2 separate regions of the Homo sapiens genome follow, and region 1 is linked to region 2. The links are chromatin loops, found by intact Hi-C in ENCODE. Cell type or tissue: ascending aorta. All regions are shown on one strand. Each heading gives the region's core, and the rest is flanking DNA. Links, peaks and the distances in the headings are about the cores only.

Evidence for each region. Peaks named below come from ENCODE experiments on the same cell type or tissue, not always from the same donor. Only the 100,000 strongest peaks of a DNase experiment are listed, where the experiment ranks them.
Region 1: a loop joins it to region 2, with 6 times the contacts of the local background. A loop is called at or near these places in 2 of 110 quality-filtered maps.

Annotation. Positions count from the first base shown.
Region 1 is chr11:26,943,111-26,952,546 of GRCh38, forward strand. No RefSeq gene overlaps it. Among named protein-coding and RNA genes, the nearest start is that of FIBIN, 46 kb to the right of the region's middle. RefSeq lists an enhancer at 6,689-7,189. In ascending aorta, for the core only: no CTCF peak of the experiment used is centred there; DNase peaks (open chromatin) are centred at 4,451 and 7,295; H3K27ac peaks cover 6,664 bases.
Region 2 is chr11:26,815,499-26,824,934 of GRCh38, forward strand. No RefSeq gene overlaps it. Among named protein-coding and RNA genes, the nearest start is that of SLC5A12, 98 kb to the left of the region's middle. In ascending aorta, for the core only: no CTCF peak of the experiment used is centred there; a DNase peak (open chromatin) is centred at 5,323; H3K27ac peaks cover 984 bases.

The sequences.
Region 1 (9,436 bases), core at 754-8,753, 130 kb after region 2:
ACTTCTCTGTTCTGTGCCTGAAAACCCTAAGATTAATGCCAACTGTAAGAACTCAGCCTCCCAAGTGGTTTGGTGAAAGAAGACATCTCCTTCCTGAACTGACCTGAAGAAATCAGGGAGAAATCTCTCCTAGAAAACCAGGCAGGCTCAGACTCATTCCATGAACTTCAGAGCCCACTTTCATTGTCTCTATTAGGAATAAGTAATGGTGATAGAAATCAGCCAGATGAATTCAGATGCTTCATAAGATGGTACCAAAAATCTGCTGGATTTGAGGCCCCAATTCCCGAAGTTTAGATTTTAGGTAATTACTGATGCTTATTTGCTGTGGGAAGTGCTTCTTTTCTCAAATTCATTTTATGGCTGAATATTTCCAAGCAGAAAATAGGCACCAAATGTCCCCATGTGGCAATAAGTCCCTGTGTATTTTATCCAAAAAATAATGTTGAGTCATGTGTAATAAATACTCATCCTTCAATCTGCTAAGCATCCTGCAGTTCGAGAATTTTGTAATTTTAGACATCCACCCAAAAGAGGTGAGTGGGAGCCATGAAGCATATTCAGGAGGGCCCTTACCTTCACGCTCCAATATTTTCTATCCACCAATCTTAGTTCTGCCCTATGAAAGTACACACAATAAGCTTAATCCTGTGGCTACAAGGCAGGCTTTCAGATAAATTTAGACAGCTATCATGCCAGCACTAAACCCTTTCTTCCCTGAGTAAATGCCTCCAGAGCGCTGAACCAGTCCTTGCATAACATGCTTTCCAAGTCACTCACTGCTATAGACTAAATGTCTGTGTCTCCTCCAAATCCCTTTGTTGAAGCCCTAATCTTCAATGTGATAGCATTTAGAGATGGGGCCTTAGGAGATAATTAAGTTTAGGTGGACTCAGGAAGGCGTAGCCCCTGTGATGAGATTAGTGCCCTTAGAAGATGAAGAGATCAGAACTTGCTCTCTGTGTGCATGCACCATGGAAAGGCCATGTGAGAATGGGAGCCCTCACCGAAACTCTAACCATGTTGGCACCCTGATCTCAGACTTTCAGCTTCCTAAACTTTGAGAAATAAGTCTTTTGGTTTAAGCCATCCAGTCTGAAGTATTTGTTATTGTAGCCTAAGCTGACCAAGATACCAACCTTGTCCCTCTTCTCTGAATGTACTCCAGGTTATTCCTATTTCTCCAGAGCTAATATCAGCTAGAACTAAATATAACATGCTATCAATCCAGGGGACTGCCCCACCCCATATCCTTGAGGTTATGATTCTGCTTATGTGGCTTAAGCTTATATTCTGCCATATTTGAATAAACCTTCCTCTCTTTCCTTGGTACTCTCATTTTAAAAGATTATCTTTCCATGAGTATGGATGAGAGTTGACAGCTATCTAGTTACTAAATGTTGAGTATAAAGTATAACCTATAATAACATATATAATATATAATTTATTATATAAATTTATGAGAGCTATGTAACATAAATATTATAACATATATAATATAATGAAGAGAAGTAAGGTGCTTCCCTGCCTGAGAGACTTAGAGGCTAGTCTGAGACACAAAGTAAAAGCATCTAATTATCCTCCAAGTCAGCTATTTCCAAAGTCAGAGGAATAAGGCAGCTCATAGAGGGAAGATTCTATAATATGCTAAGGTAAGCAGGGATCGTTCTAGAGAGAACATGGCACTTGGCAATAGAATTGCTAGCTAGAGAGAAGCCTAACAATTCATTCATTCCACAAATATTTATTTTTACCTTATTACATTCCAGGAACTAAAAGGGAAAATCAATTTAATTAGGACTCAGAGAATGTCCTCATGTAACCTATTTTCTAGAAGCATCAAGGATTCCCCAAGTGCTCATACGCTTTTCTAAACAGGCCTTCTGGAAAGCAGATGAGAGTGCCAAAATCAGTTAACACTTCCTTTGCAGTAGTCCACTGAGAAGAAAAAAGACACATGAGAACTTTGCATCCACATCTGTCCCCAATTATGACTGATTTTCACTCTGCTCAGATGCATTTAATGTGGATACCCTTGTTGGCTTATGTGACTGAGTCATTGGCATTAGACCTGAAAAAAATAAAAGACACTGGTCACTCACAGGATGGTGATTATGCCTGGGCTCATCATGAAAGAACCCACCCATTGCAGGGATCTGTGCATGGTCTCCTCCTCATGGTCACCCTCAGAGACTAGAAACTAAGTCCAAATATAGAAAAAGTCCACCATGGATCTATTAGAATATAACAGAACTGAGAGAGATTTCAGAAAATATCTAGTGCCAAAAAGAGCAGTAGCTTTCTTTTGTTTTAATCTCATGTACATTCTTGGCATTGAAAGTACTCCAAAGAACAGAAGTGGCTTCTTGTAGCATCGTGTTGAGATGAAGTCTGACCCTGCAGATGGATTCAGTGGAATGTTTAGTAATTGATTAGCTATGACTGCCTTTGGCATAGAAGGAATAAGTTGGGAAAATAGTGCCACATATTTGCAATTTCGTTTAATGCCCTCATTATACAAATGGAAAAACTAGGACCAGAGAGACAATACCTTCCCCGAGGTCACACAGCTGGTGCAACATATTACCAACACTGGGATCAATAGGTCCTTCTGCCTTCCTACATATCTTCCTTTTTAATTTCAACCTTTGCTTCAGAAAAATTAATCCTAGACCCTAAGTCAGATGATCTTGAATTTGGTCCTGGCTTTGGTAACTAAAAAGATGAGCAACCTATTAGAATTTCTTACAGTAGTAAGTCCTAGAAGAGACCACAAGGATAGCCCAATCAATGCACTCATTCTGTAGGTGAGAAAATGGGTCCAGAGAGGTTTCCATGAATTAGTAGAAAAGCTAGGATTAGAACATATTTCCAAAGTCTTGTCCCTGATACTCCTTCACAGTGTCCTTTCTTATTTGTAAAATCTATTTATTAAATAAGAGTTCATTGGGTACCTGGTATGTGACATGCATTGGGCCATTGTCAGGGGGGATATAAGGGTAAGCTCGTGGTTTAGTAGGGGAACTGGTTGTTCAAATACTTTTCTTACAGTTTGATGAGTGCCAAAAAAAGGTTTGTGTAAAGGTGTAAAGTGTCACATAAAGAGAGGGAAGGAGCACTGAACTCTTCCTGAGTCATGACAACATTCACAAATAGGGTGAATGTTTTGTTGAGTCTTAAAGTATAAATAGGAGTTTCATAAGAATACAGAGTGGGCCAGGGCATTCCAGATAAATAGTACCACATGAGAAAAGGCACAGAAATATGAAGAGGCATGACATAGCTTAACAACCACGAGTCATCTGGAAACTAAAGAAAGGTACAAAAGATCTTGTGCATGACACTAAATGATTCAGACTTGACCTAGGAAAGCAGTGATGAGTCATTAGCATAGCAGAAAAAAGAGAGGGGCAGGATCAATTCCTTGCTTTGGAAAGATAATGATAATATTGTGAACAGAAGAATCAGAAGCTTAGGAGACCAGCTAGGAAAAAATTGCTGGGGACTATATGAGAGAAAATGGCAGCCTCCGTAAAGCTAGTAATGCTGTAGGAATGTGTAGAGAACTGACTCAAAGACCATTGCAGAGTTATAATCAATGGCCTTGATTTATGTTGGATACAAGAGCTAAGGGAGAGAAAATAACCAATAAATGAAAATAATGCATTATGTTTATCTTATAGGATATTACAAATGAAATAAGGTTGTGGATAAGAAAGTACTTGGGGACAAAAACAACAATACGCAAAGCTCTTTAATATGTAAGGCATTTTTATTATCACAAGATCTTATTATCAAATACTATGTTGGTTTGCTCTTTGGCACAAAGACATGGGTCAAATGCATTTTGAACAAAGAAACATGGCAAAAGGAAAAGTGCAATGTATGGCGTTGGATTTATCCATTTGCTCCTCCAATAGTCATTGGCAACATTATGGATTAGGCTTTGCAAAGTGGGAGAAACAGAGAGATGAACCAACCACACTCTCTGCGGAAGCATCAAAGGTTATTGTTTACATTTGCTTTAAGAAACTTACCTATTTCAGTAAAGAAGCACCCTCTCAGAGTTTCTCCAACCAAATTATATAATAGATCTTTGAAGAGAACTACCTTAGGTGAATGGCAGAAGATGTTTAAATGTGTGAATCTGGTTTAGCTGCTCCACCAATAAGCTGCCAAATTGAGCTTTTTGGTAATTATCAAAACATCTGTAATAGGATTAGTGTGTCAGAAACAGCTGCTGCTTTCTTGGTAGGAGAAGGAGGTGGGGAATTGGGACATGGACTTCACTTTAGCCCAGATGTTTCTCATTTGGAGAAAGGATAAAGGATAGACACTGAGTCAGTGAGAAGGCATCAAGACAAAAGTGAAAAAGGACATGATTTCAAATTGCACTGGCCCTAAGTTGACTCAAGTGCATACCATGGGCATGTGGTGAGCAAAGCTTCCCTGCTCTCCACAGTCCTGGGAGCTAGACTTGTTTGCCAAAAAATGTCCTAGTAAAAATATTTATATGAAAACAACACAAAGGCAGTGTTAAGAGCACTGCTGACCCCTTACAGTTTGACCTCATCTTTCCACCGCAATAAGAACTTGGAAAATCTCCCTCTCTATGTGAATGATGCAAGACTTGGTTACACTAGGTGGTTGAGCACTTCCTTCTGGCTATGAGCCTTCAAAGACGGGGAGGAGCATGTGGGAAGCTCCAGTGAATTACAGGAATACTTCCATGAAAGAGGCTGCTTCTGCTGAGAAAGGTTGTACAAGTTACTACAAAATTCAGACTCTAGCTCTCTACTTGTAGAGTAACCTGGTTGAATCCAACCATGTATTCAAGTAATCAATGGACAAATATTTATTGAGCACATACAATGTATAAGGCAATGTGCCAAATTCAAGGACAGCATGGAACGGGACAGACAAATTTCCTGCCCTTATTTGTCCTCATAGTCCAGGGAAAATATGATTGCTCAAGTAAGAATTTAAATTGCAATTGTCATAAATATTGCAAAAGACAGCTGACCAATGAATTTAGTCATGTCATAGTTTTTATAGCTTTAGGCTGTTCTGCATGTGTGCAAAGTGTTGGTCATTATGTTGCAGAATCCAGTAAAACCAGAATCTACTAAAAATGAGCCTTCAACTTCCATTTTTTAAATTAGAACATTATCTTAGGCCCTCCCGCTTTGGTACTACCTGTGACAATTTTCTGCCTTCCCTTCATCCAATATCTACTCAACTTCTGACTCATTAGTTCCCATTCTGTGTGCTTTTGTTTTTACTGATGAGAATTCTGTTTTTGCATCCATCATGCACAATGAAACACCCTTCTAGGAGAAGATTAGACAAGGATGACTTCACTTAACTAATGGTCAGTCCCAGGACAGAGCTAGACTCAGAGGGTGCCTTTAGGGATAGGGCTGAGCAAAGCCTTTGGCCAATTATGAAGGCAAGCCTTCTCTTTGATGACCCACACTTCCTCAGTAGGCACTATTTCTTCCTGTTCCTTTTTTTCTTTCTTTCTTCGCTTAAAACAACCTTTTTCCTTATCTCTAGCTTTCAAAATCATATTAGTTCTTCAAATACCACCTTAATTGTCACCCTTTCTATGGGATTTTCCTGCTTCCCACATGCCTGATAGGCAGCTCCTTTAAACTCCCTTAGTACTTTGTAGTTCTGTTGGGATATCAGAGCCTGTCTTATTTTATTTTGCTGATATTTTATTTTGCTTCTAACTAAAATGAAACTATCTCATTCATCTCTGTATTCTATGCAGCCAGTGGTACAAAACTTTACATACAGTATGTACTTAATTAGAATACTTTAATATAGATCTTCAAGTTAAAGTAAGCTTATTTTTGAATCTTGACACTGCCTTTTACAAGGAGACAATTCACTTATCTCTGGACCTGCTTATTCATCTCATCAAAAAGTAGAATAACAACAGTGACTTTATAGGGTTGCTAGGAGCAGCAAATGATGTGTCATATGGAAATCCCTAGCCTAGAATATGGTTCATTGGGGAATTCTATAAGTGTTTGTTACCTTTTCTTCTCAATATCATTTATTGAATTAAAAATGAATTGAAACTAAGGAAACTGAATTTGAAAGATATTGAATAACCCACATTTTCCCAAAATTCTACTTCACTTTTTTTTTTGTAATTCCGTTGTTTAGAGCAAGTGTCTGTAGTCAAAACCTATGGGCCAAATCTGGTCAAACACTTGTTTTTGCAAATGAAGTTTACTGAAACTCACTGTGCACATTCATTTACATATTTGCTATGACTTCTTTCACAATACACCTGTAAAGTTCAATAGCTGCAACAGAGATCTTATGGCCATGGCTGGCAATGCCTAAAATACTTAATCCCCTAATCCCTAGCCTTTTGCAAGAAAAGTTTGCCAACCCATGGTTTCTAGTTAAGTTGGGGCTCTTTTTTCAGAAAACTTCTATGAATATTCAAATATAGTATCTCCAATAGGTGATGTGTCAAGTCACTTGCACTTGTTGTCATATTACCTTAGATCAAATTACCAGATGAGATCTGAAAGCAAATAGTAAGAATTAAGGGAGAAACTCTGGCAGTGGCAATAAAAGAAGGGAAGTACTGGGCCAAAGATGTTGACTCACAAAATAGAGAAATAAGCTTTGTTTTGTGAGTAGGGGAGTGAAGAGCTGATAATCAGCCATGAAAGCAATGGTTGGTGAACCCAAAGAAATGAAATCTGAGTAAGAGGAAGAGCAGTGGCAATAGTAATACTAGTTACCCATCTTTACCAGAATTCCCAAGAACACAGAGATTGAGACAAAGGCTATATGCTAACGCCCCCCAAATTATTGAGACTGAAATCCCTGAAAACAGAAGTAAAATAAAGGGAGGAATGAGTCATGGAAAGGCTCAATAGCATGCTCATAGCAAGCACTGCTGAATGCTCAGTCCCACAGGGCATCTTGAGAGAACTGCCTGAAACTACTGCACTCTAGAGCTGTCAGGGAGCAAAAAGAAAGCCCAGCTCTGAGCTCCTGTTACTCAAAGTGTTCACAGGATATTGAGTCCACCTCATCTCAGAATTGCACCTTTCCACCTGGGGAAGCCAGAACCTGAGGCAGCAGCAGTGACATCCACGGCACAAGTCACGGCATGAGGGGTGAGCCCATAGGTGCCCGTGAGCCTCATCTGCAGCCTGCAACTGGCAGTCTTGCTGGCCTGGCTGAGTAAACCAAGGCACCAATGTGGGCACCTCTCAAGGTCTGTTGAGCCTCAGGGGCAACAGGGAAGCACTGGCATGGGAAGTACAAAGTGAGGCAAGCCACCGCCAGGTCATGAAAGCCAGCGACACAAGGCAGCAAGAAACTTCCTCACAGTGGGGCTGTTTGGCCAAGTAATAGAGTACCAAAAAGACACAGCCCCCACCATGGAGAGCTGCCATGTGGATTAATCGAAATCCAAACATCCCTTCTGTGGCCTGCAGGAAAACATTTGACATTGGGCAATCTTCATTGAGAGTCATCAGCCACATAGACAAACACTCACAGAATCTGCAGAGGCTCTTAAACTAAGGCCAGCACATTACAGCGACTGCTATTGAGCACCTTATTGAGCACCTGCTATAGCTAGGCTATCTTCAGACGTCTATATATTTTTAATCCTCAGGATACCACCATGAGGGCGAAACACTAGTCTGCACTTTACATATGAGTAAACCCAGGCCCAGAGTAGTTAAGTAACTTGTTCAGATACTTTCACTTATTTGGGGCATGTGGAAAAGAGACCAAATCCCTCCTAGGTGGCCCCAGGGAACAGAACTGAGGCCAATGAGTAGAAATTACTAGAAACCAGTACTGAGAATAGGAACTTTCTAAGAGTCTGAGCCAGTTTTCCAACAATCAGGAGAGAAAGTAAGGTGCCCACGGATGGCACTAATGAGTACATTGTGGATTTCTCTGGGAGAAAAGCAGGATTCTTTGCTCTGGTGAAGATTGAACTAGATGAAGCCAGAAGTTTTCCAGAATCAATACCAACACACTTTTACTGATGTCATTTTAACATCAATGCAGGAGAAGAAAAGATACTTATAAAATAATGGAAATATCCACCAGTATTCAGCTTTTAATATGTACCAAGCACTTGGCAAATAGCCAGATATATATATATATATATATATATAAAATTTAGTCTTCATAACAACTATGAGTTAATTATTATCATTATTGTCAATTCACAAAAGAGAAAACTGAGACCGGCAGAGGTAAATCACAGAACCTTGCCCAAGGTTCCCAGCTAGTAAATGTCAATAATTGACTGCCTGCTAAAGCCAGTGCTCTGCTCTGCTGCCTCAAATATTCTGCATTTGCCTGTTGTTCTGAACTCAAAATTTTGGAGCCTGAGCACCTGTGAAAGAAAAGCCACATGTAAAGACACTAGATGGGTCATTTTGGTAGATAAAGTTGTGTTTTAAACAGCTTTTACTTTTTTTCTGTCCACGTTCTCTGAAAATCCTTTCCTCATGAATCCTTTATTTTTCCATTACATTTAAACACCTCCCAGACTGTTTGCTGCCATTTAAAATGTTTTGAAAAGCATTTTTGCAGGTTTCTTCCAATGAAAAACTAACAAAGTCATCAAAAGACAGACTGTTTTTTTTCCCCGCCTCAGAGTAAAAATCACATTGGGGAACAACAAGGAAATTAAAATAAGAAAAAATAGCACTGGGAGCAAGACATTAGTATGACAAAGGGCTCATGACTGGTAATAATTTTAGGTGATACAGGCATAGTCAAGTCTGCAGAAAATAAAAATAAAAAAGGAGAAAAACTTCAGCATTCTGAAGCCTCTGGCACCAAAAAGCCAGTGACAAGATAGCCCAAAACTGCATCCATGGAAAATCACAGCTGCAGCAAACCGCAGGCTGATGGCTAAAAGCTACCGCTGCATTGTTTCCAATCTCCGCCTGAGACAGCACACATTTATCAGTGGTCTGTAATGCCTCGCAGCAAAAAATCTTTAACTGCTTAAACTATATTTTAATTTTGAAAAGACACATCTTGCTGCAATTTACTTTTTTTATTTTTCCACCCTAACAGAAATGTTTCGCCTTGAGTTATAATCTAACACTTTCCTCTTTTTGGGGTTGAGACTGTAGGCTCTGGAATCAGACTGCTCTGGTTTTTAATGTTGGTTCAAATACCTAATTTAGAGATGTGACCCTTAGATAAGTTACTTCACCATGCTAAATCTCCATTTCCTCATCTGTAAATAGAGATGATAGTAGCTCATTCCTTATACAGCTGTTACTTGGAGTAAATGAAATAATGTATGCTAAGTGCTTGAAACAGATCCCAGCACTTAGTACATTTTTTTAAAAAAATTAGCAGTGACTATCATTTTTCGTCCCCTTCTGTCCATGTGAAAGAAAGAGGTTATTTTTCTAAG
Region 2 (9,436 bases), core at 1,021-9,020:
TGGCCTTTATTTATTTCTGTCTGATTGCTCTGGCTAGAACTTCCAGTACTATGTTGAAGAGAAGTGGTGAGATTGGGCATCCCTGTCTGTTCTAGTTCTCAGAGGGAATACATTAAACTTTTCCTCATTCAATATTATGTTAGCTGTGGGTTTATCATAGATGGCTTTTATTACATTGAGGTATGTCCCTTGTATGCTGATTTTGCTGACAGTTTTAATCATAAAGGGATGCAGGGTTTTGTTGAATGCTTTTTCTGCATCTATTGAGATGGTCATGTAACTTTTGCTTTTAATTCTGTTTATGTGGTGTATCACATTTATTGATTTGTGTATGTTAAACCATCCCTATATTCCTGATATGAAACCCACTTAATCATGATGAATTAACTTTTTGATATGTTGTTGGATTTGGTTAGCTAGTACTTTGTTAAGGATTTTAGCATCTATATTCATCAGTGATATTATCTGTAGTTTTCTCTTTTGGTTATGTCCTGGTTCTGGTATTAGGGTGATACTGGCCTCACAGAATGATTTAGAGAGGGTTCCCTCTTTATCTGTCTTGTGGAATAGTGTCAATAGGATTGGTACCAATTTTTCTATGAATGTCTGATAGAATTCTGCTGTGAATCTATCTGGTCCTGAATGTTTTTTTTGTTGGTAATTTTTGTATTACCATTTCAATCTTGCTGCTTCTTATTGGTCTGTTCAGGATATCTAGCTCTCCCTGATTTAAGCTAGGAGGCTTGTATCTTTCCATGAATTTATCCATCTCCTCTAGGTTTTCTAGTTTATGAGCATAAAGGTGTTCATAGTAGCCTTGAATGATCTTTTGTATTTCAGTGGTGTCAGTTGCAATATCTCCTGTTTCATTTCTAATTGAGCTTATTTGGATTTTCTCTTCTTTTCTTGGTTAACCTTGCGAATGGTCTATCAAATTTATTTACCTTTTCAAAGAACCAACTTTTGTTTCATTTATCTTTTGTATTTTTTTGTTTCAGTTTTATTTGTTTCTGCTCTGATCTTGGTTATTTCCTTTCTTCTGCTGGGTTTGGGTTTGGTTTGTTCTTGTTTCTCTAGTTCCTTGAGGTGTGACCTTCGATTGCCTGTTTGTGCTCTTTCAGACTTTTTGATATAGGCATTTAGGGCTGTGAACTTTCCTCTTAGCACGGCCTTTGCTGTATACCAGAGGTTTTGATAGGTCATGTCGCTATTGCCGTTCAGTTCGAAGAATTTTTAAATTTCTATCTTGATTTAATTTTTGACTCAATGATCATTCAGGAGCAGGTTATTTAATTTCCATGTATTTGCATGGTTTTGAAGGTTCCTTTTGGAGTTGATTTCCAGTTTTATTCCACTGTGGTCTGAGAGAGTGCTTGATATAATTTCAATTTTCTTAAATTTATTGAGACTTGTTTTGTGGCCTATCATATGGTCTATCTTGAACAAAGTTCCAAGCATTGTTGAATAGAATGTATATTCTGAGTTGTTGGGTAGAATGCTCTGTATATGTCTGTTAAGTTCATTTGTTCCAGGGCATAGTTTAAGTTCATTGTTTCTTTGTTGACTTTACATCTTTATGACCTATCTAGTGCTGTCAATGGAATATTGAAGTCCTCCACTATTACTGTGTTGCTATGTCATTTCTTAGCTCTATTAGTAATTATTTTATAAATTTGGGAGCTCCAGTGTTAGATGCATACATATTTAGGACTGTGATGTTTTCCTGTTGGACAAGGCCTTTTATCATTATATAATGTCCCTCTTTGTCTTTTTTAACTGCTGTTGTTTTAAAGTTTGTTTTGTCTGATAGAGGAATAGCTACTCCTGCTTGCTTTTGGTGTCCATTTGCATGGAATGTCTTTTTCTACCCCTTTCCCTTAATTTTATGTGAGTCCTTATGTGTTAGGTGAGGCTCTTCAAGGCAGTAGGTAGTTGATTGGTGAGTTCTTATCCATTCTGCTGTTCTGTATCTTTTAAGCAGAGCGTTTAGGCCATTTACATTCAACATTAGTATTAAGATGTGAGATACCATTCCATTATTCCACTCATTGTGCTATTTGTGGTCTGTATATCTTTTTTTTAAATTGTATTTTTGCCTTATATGTCCTGTGAGATTACACCTTAAAAAGGTTTTGTTTTGATGTGTTTCCATAATTGTTTCAAGATTTGGAGCTCTTTTTAGCAGTTCTTGCGGTGGCTGGGTAGTGGTGAATTCTGTCAGCATTTGTTTGCCTGAAAAAGAGTGTATCTTTCCTTTATTTATAAAGCTTAATTTTTCTGAATACTAAATTCTTTGCTGATAATTCTGTTGTTTGAGGAGGCTGAAGATAAGGCCCCAATTCACTATAGCTTATAGGGTTTCTGCTGAGAAATCTGCTGTTAATCTGATAGGTTTTCCTTTATAGGAAAACCTTTATGGTGCTTTTGCCTCACAGCTCTTAAGATTCTTTCCTTCCTCTTAACTTTAGATAACCTGATGACAGTATACCTAAGAGATGATGTTTTTGTGATAAATTTCCCAGGTGTTATTTGAGCTTATTGTATTTGAATATCTAGGTCTGTAGCAAGACCAGGGAAGTTTTCATGGATTATTCCCCGAAATTTGTTTTCCTAACTTTCAGATTTTTCTTTTTCCTCAGGAACACCAACTATTTTTAGGTTTGGTCATTTAACATAGTCCCAGACTTCTTGGAGGCTTTGCTCATACTTTCTTATTCTTTTTTCTTTGTCTTTGTTAGATTGGATTAATTTGAAGACCTTGTTTTTGAGCTCTGAAGTCCTTTCTTCTGTTTGTTCAATTCTATTGCTGAGACTTTCCAGAGCACTTTGCATTTTTATAACTGTGTCCATTGTTTCCTGAAGTTTTGATTGTTTTTTATTTATGCTATCTACTTCATTGAATATTTCTCCCTTCACTTCTTGTATCATTTTTTTTTATTTCCTTAGACTGGGCTTTGTCTTTCTCTGGTGCCTCCCTGATTAGCTTAATAACCAACCTTCTGCATTCTTTTTCAGGTATATCAGGGCTTTCTTCTTGATTTGGATCCATTGGTGGTGAGTTAGTGTGATTTTTGGGGGTGTGTTACAGAACCTTGTTTTGTCATATTACCAGAGTTGGTTTTCTGGTTCCTTCTCATTTGAGTAGGCTCTGTCAGAGGGAATGTCTAGGGCTCAAGGCTGTTGTTCAGATTCTTTTGTCCCACAGGGTGTTCCCTTGATGTAGTACTCTTCCCCTTTTCCTAGGAATGTGGTTTCCTGAGAATGGAGCTGTAGTGATTGTTATCTCTTTTCTAGATCTAGTCACCCTGCAAGTCTACCAGGCTCTGAGCTGGCACTTGGGGTTGTTTGCACAGAGTCCTGTGATGTGAACCATCTGTGGGTCTTTCAGCCATGGATACCAGCACCTGCTCTGGTGGAGGTGGCAGGTGGGTAAGATGGACTCTGTAAGAGTCCTTGGCTTTGGTTGCTTAATGCACTATTTTTGTGCTGGTTGATCTCCTGTCCAGAGGTGGCGCTTTCAAGAGAGCATCAGCTGTAGTAGTATGGGGAGGAAGAGGTGGTGGCCAGGGCCCTAGAACTCCCAAGAGTATATGCCATTTGTTTTCAGTTACCAGAGTGGGTAGGGGAGGACCATTAGGTGGGGGCAAGGCTAGGTGTGTCTGAGCTCAGACTCTCCTTGGGCAGGTCTTGCTGCAGCTTCTGCTGGGGATGACGGTGAAGTTCTCAGACTAATGGAGTTATGTTCCTAGTAGGATTATGGCTGCCTCTATTGCATCATGCAGGTTGTCAGGGAAGTGGGAGAAAGCCAGCAGTGACAGGCCTCATCCAATATCCACACAACCCAAAGGGCCGGTCTCATTCCCACCACGTCCCCCACCAACAGCACCAAGTCTACTTCCAGGTAGTGGGTGAGCAGGACCGAGAACTTGCCCCAGGCTACCCACCTCCCAGCTGCAAAAGAAATTAGGGCTTTCCTTCTTTCCCCACCTGTGGAGTCTGCGCAATGGATTCACTCCCTCCCTTGAGTTCTGGCCAGGAGACTTCTCGATTGGTTGAAATTGTTAACAAAGTTCAGCTGGAGGTTTGCTTCTCTCTGTGGCCTTTACCCAGTGCCTCTGACCATCCTCCCCAAGGATCCCTGTGAGGCAGGGCAGAAATGGCTTGCTAGAGGACCCAGTGAGACCATAAGGCTTTTCCTGCTGCTTCCTCTACCCCTGTATTTAGCTTGTCTCTCTAAATTGACTCAGCTCCAGGTAAGGTCAGAATCTTTTCTCATAATCTAGACCTTCAGGTTCCCTAGTGGGGGTGTGTGTTCCAGGTGTTTCCCAAGCCCCGCGGGAGCAATCTGCTTTCTTCAGAGGGTCTGTGGGTTCTCTTGGCTTTCCTAATATATTCCTGCAGTCATTCTGGAACAAAAGATCATGATGCACGCCTCCACATACTGCTCTGTCCGTCTGAGTGGGAGCTGCAATCTACTCCTGCTTTCTGTCCACCATGATTCTCCCACAATCTCTCTTGGTCAGGACACTGTCTCCAACTGTGGCCCTGGCTTGGCCTCCTCCAAGGTGCTGGTTGACAAGATAATGCAATTTTTGACCTAAAATATCATGTCTTCTGCCAGCATTCATGAAACTATGAGAGGCTAACTTATTAGCTTGCAAGTAGGGTGAAATCTCAGACCCTTTACAGTTCTTGATAAGTAATTTCTAGTTAGACTTCCAAACAACCGTGTGATACCCTATTTCTTGATATTCATGGACAAATAGATTTTTACTCAAAAGAATTTTGAAAAAGAAAGAAATTAAGGATGAAATAATGTGTCTGGGTCAAATTACTATACTTCACAATAGACATCTATGAAGTGATTTTGAAAAGTTTGTGAAAAATTGAATTAAAATATAAAAATAAAAATATAAATTTTATTTCTTACCATAAGCTCTACCAAATTCAGGACACTTTTGTAAGCAATGATACTGGCCATTTAGTCCATTCCTGAAAACTGAAGGTTGTGGAAATTTAACCACCTCAATGCAGTTATTTTAAATTACAATTATTATTATTATTATTATTATTATTATTATTTTGAGATGGAGTCTTGCTCTGTCACCCAGGCTGGAGTGCAGTGGTGCGATCTTGGCTCACTGCAAACTCTGCCTCCCGGGTTCAAGCGATTCCCCTGCCTCAGCCTCCTGAGTAGCTGGGATTACAGGCGTGTGCCATCATGCCCAGCTAATTTTTGTATTTTTAGTAGAGATGGAGTTTCACCGTGTTGGTCAGGCTGGTCTCAAACTCCTAACCTCAAATGATCCACTCACCTCAGCCTGCCAAAGTGCTGAGATTACAGGGGTGAGCCACCACACCCAGCTGTCATTTTTAATTAGTAACTGAAGAAAAATAAATGCCTTTTACAGATTTTTTTTTAAGATTAGGAAATGAAGTCAGAAGCCAAATCATGACTGTAAGGTAGTTGCCTAACAATTGCTTAATAATTTTGAAATACTTCCAAAACTGCCCTTGTTTGATAAAAGGAATGAGCAGGGGCATGGTTGTGGTGGAGAATAACTCTGGTGAAACTTTCCTTGGTATTTTTCTGCTAAAGTTTTGTCTAACTTTTTCAAAACACTCTCATAATAAGCAGATGTTATCATTCTTTAGCCCTCCAGTAAGTCAACAAGCAAAACGACTTGCGAATCCTAAAAACGCTGTTGTCATTACCTTTACTCTTTATTAGTCTGATTTGCTTTAGCTGGACCATGCCCACCTCTTAGGAACCATTGGTTTGATTATGCTTTGTCTTCATGATCATTCAAGTAAAGTCATGTTTTATCTCATGACAATTCTTTGAAGAAATGCTTCGGGATCTTGATTCTACTTGTTTAAAATTTCCATTGAAAGCTCCACTCTTGTCTGCAGCTGAGCTGGTTTTGGCACCCATTGAGGGAAAAGTTTTATAATTTAATTTTTTAGTCAGAATTGTATAAGCTGAACCAGTTGAGATGTCAGTGATGTTGGCTATTATTTCTACTGTTAATTGTTGGTCGTCTTTATTCAGGGCATGGACTAGATGAGTTTTTTTCCTCACAAATTAATGTGGATGGTCTGCCACTACAGGCTTCATCTTCAAAATCATCTTGTCCATCTTTTATGTTTTGACCCGAACATAAAAGTCAAAACCATAAAATTTTAAGGAAAATATCTTCACACCTTGGAGGCCGGCAAATATTTCTTATTTAGAGCACAAAAAGCGATGTGTAAAAATTTGTTTTTTTTTTTTTAGACAGAGTCTTGCTCTGTTACCAGGCTGGAGTGCAATGGTGCAATCTCAGCTCACTGCAACCTCTGCCTCCTGGGTTCAACTGATTCTCCTGCCTCAGCCTCCCAGGTAGCTGGGACTACAGGCGCCCACGACCACGCTTGGCTAATTTTTGTATTTTTTTTTATAGAGATGGGGTTTCACCATGTTGGCCAGGATGGTCTTGATCTCTTGACCTCAGATCATGAGGTCAAGATCTGCCTTGGCCTTCCAAAGTGCTGGGATTACAGGTCTGAGTCACCGTGCCTGGCCCAGTGTAAAATTTTTAAAATTATAAATATTACTTAATATTTATTGAAAGATAATAAACTAGACTTACATATTTATAGCCTGTCTCACTGAAGATCCTACTAAAATTTATATATATAAACTTTAATTTTTTTCATTCTAGGTAATGAAGGGGACATGAAATGTCATCAGTAAATAAGCAAACTCAGTTAAATTCTGTTGGACAAAAGCAGTGGTTACTGTGGGAACAGAACAGAGGTTAGAATACTAGCACAAAAAGAATATAGGGAAGAAATAAACAAATTTGTCACAAAGAACCATAGAGAGCCAGGGAATTCAGCAAAAACATTGGTATAGAAATGGAGGACAGGAATGAAATGTGGGGCTGAAAACAGAAGGAATAATTTATTACAAAGTGTGATAGATGTCATGGCTCTCACTCATATTTTTTGTTTTATTTCTTCTCAGTACAAGGTAAGATTATACTGCCCTGTCCCCCTGAAGTCAGAGATGCCAAGTGACTTGATTTGTTTAATTAAATGTTAGTGAAAGTAATATGTGGCACTTCCTTTAACATCCATGACAATTTACTCAACTTTCACTTCTGTGGCACTCTACTCTCTTGGTTTTATTCTCACTGTCAAGCTACAAAAACTTACTCTCTTTAGCAGCCATCCCTTTCCTGCTCATACCCTAAATCCTGTATTCTTTGTAGTTCTGCCCTAAGCTTCTTATTTTATCACTGCAGATTCTCCACAGATAATCTCATTTATTCTAAGTCTTAATTACTATCCGCACTTCTGACTCTCAAATATACTGTATTAGTTCATTCTCACACTGCTATAAAGACATACCTGAGGCTGGATAACTTATGAAGAAAAGAGGTTTAATTGACTCACAGTTCTGCCAGCTATACAGAAGACATGGCTGGGGAGGCCTGAGGAAACTTACAATCATGGTGGAAGGCAAAGGGGAAGCAGGCACAATCTTCACATGCAGAGCAGGAGAGAGAGAGCAAAGAGGGAAGTGCCACACACTTTTAAACCATCAGATCTTATGAGAATTTACTCACTATCTTGAGAATAGTATGGGGAAAATCCACCCCCATGATTCAATCACCTCCCACCAAGTACCCTGTCAACACTGGGAATTATAATTCAACATGAGTTCTGGGTGGAGATACAGAGCCAAAATATATTATTCCACACCTAGCCTCCCTGAAATCTCATTTCCTTCTCACATTTCAACACAGAATCATGCTTACAAAACAGCCCCCAAGAGTCTTAACTCATTCTAGCATTAACTCAAAAGTCCAAGTCCAATGTCTCATCTGAGACAAAGCAAGTCCCTCTGCCTATTAACCTGTAAAAATAAAAGTCAAGTTAATTATTTCCAAGATACAGTGAGGGCACAGACATTGGGTAAATGTTCCCATCCCAAAATGGAGAATCAGCCAAAACTAAGGGACTACAGGCCCCATGCAAGTCTGAAACCTAGCAGAGCAGTCATTAAATGTTAAAGCTCCAAAATAATCTCTTTGACTCCATGTCTCACATGGAGGACACGCTGATACAAGGGGTGGCTCCCAAGGCCTTGGGCATCTCCCCGCCGTGGCTCTGCTGGATACAGCCCCTGCAGCTGCTTTCACAGGCTGGCTTTGAGTGCCTGCAGTTTTTCCAAGTGCATGGTGCAAGCTGTTGGTGGCTCTACCATTCTGGGGTCTGGAGAACAGTGGCCCTCTTCTCACAGCTCCACTAAGCAGTGCCCCAGTGGGGACTCTGTGTGGGCACTCCAACCCCACAATTCCTCTCTGCACTGCTATAGTAGAGGTTCTCCATGAGGGCTCCTCTCCTGCAGCAGACTTCTGCCTGGACATCCAGGCATTTCCATACATCCTCTGAAATCTAGGCGGAGGTTCCCAAAACTCAATTCTTGCCTTCTGTGTACCTGCAGGCCCAACACCACATGGAAGCTGTCAAGGCTTCGGGCTTACACCCTCTGAAGCAATGGCCCAAGCTGTACCTTGGTCCCCTTTAGCCATGGCTGGAGCTGGAGCAGCTGGGATGCAGGGCACCATGTTCTAAGGCTGCACAGAGCAGCAGGGCTGAAAGTCTGGCACATAAAACCATTTTTTCCTCCTGGGCCTCCAAGCCTGTGATGCAAGGGGCTGCTGTGAAGGCCTCTAAAATGTTCTGGAGGCACTTTTCCCATTGTCTTGGCTATTCACGTTTGGCTTTTCTTTATTTATGCAAATTTCTGAAGCCTTGAATTTCTCCCCCCAAAATGGGTTTTCCTTTTCCACCACAAATTTTCCAAACTTTTATGCAAATTTTCCAAACTTTTATGCTCTGCTTCTCTTTTAAATATAAGTTCTAGTTTCAGGTCATTTCTTCGTTTATGCAAATAAGTGCAGGCTTTTAGAAGCAGCCAGGCCACATCTTGAACACTTTGCTTCTTAGCAATATCTTCCACCAGATACCCTAAATCAAGTCTCTCAAGTCTAAAATTCCACAGATGTCTAGAGCAGAGGCACAACACGGCCAGTTTCTTTACTAAAGCATGTCAAGAGTGACCTTTACCTTAGTTCCCAATAAGTTTCTTATCTCTATCTGAGACCACCTCAGCTTGGACTTCACTGTCCAAATCATTATCAGCATTTTGGTAACAACAATTCAACAAATCTCTAGGAAGTTCCAAACCTTCCCTCATCTTGCTGTCTTATTCTGAGCCTTCAAAAGTGTTCCAACCTCTGCCCATTACCCAGTTCCAAAGTCACTTCCACATATTCAGATATATTTATAGCAAAGCCCCACTTCTTTGGTACCAATTTTCTGTATGAGTCCATTCTCACATTGCTGTAAAGACATACCAAAACTGGGTAATTTATGAAGAAAA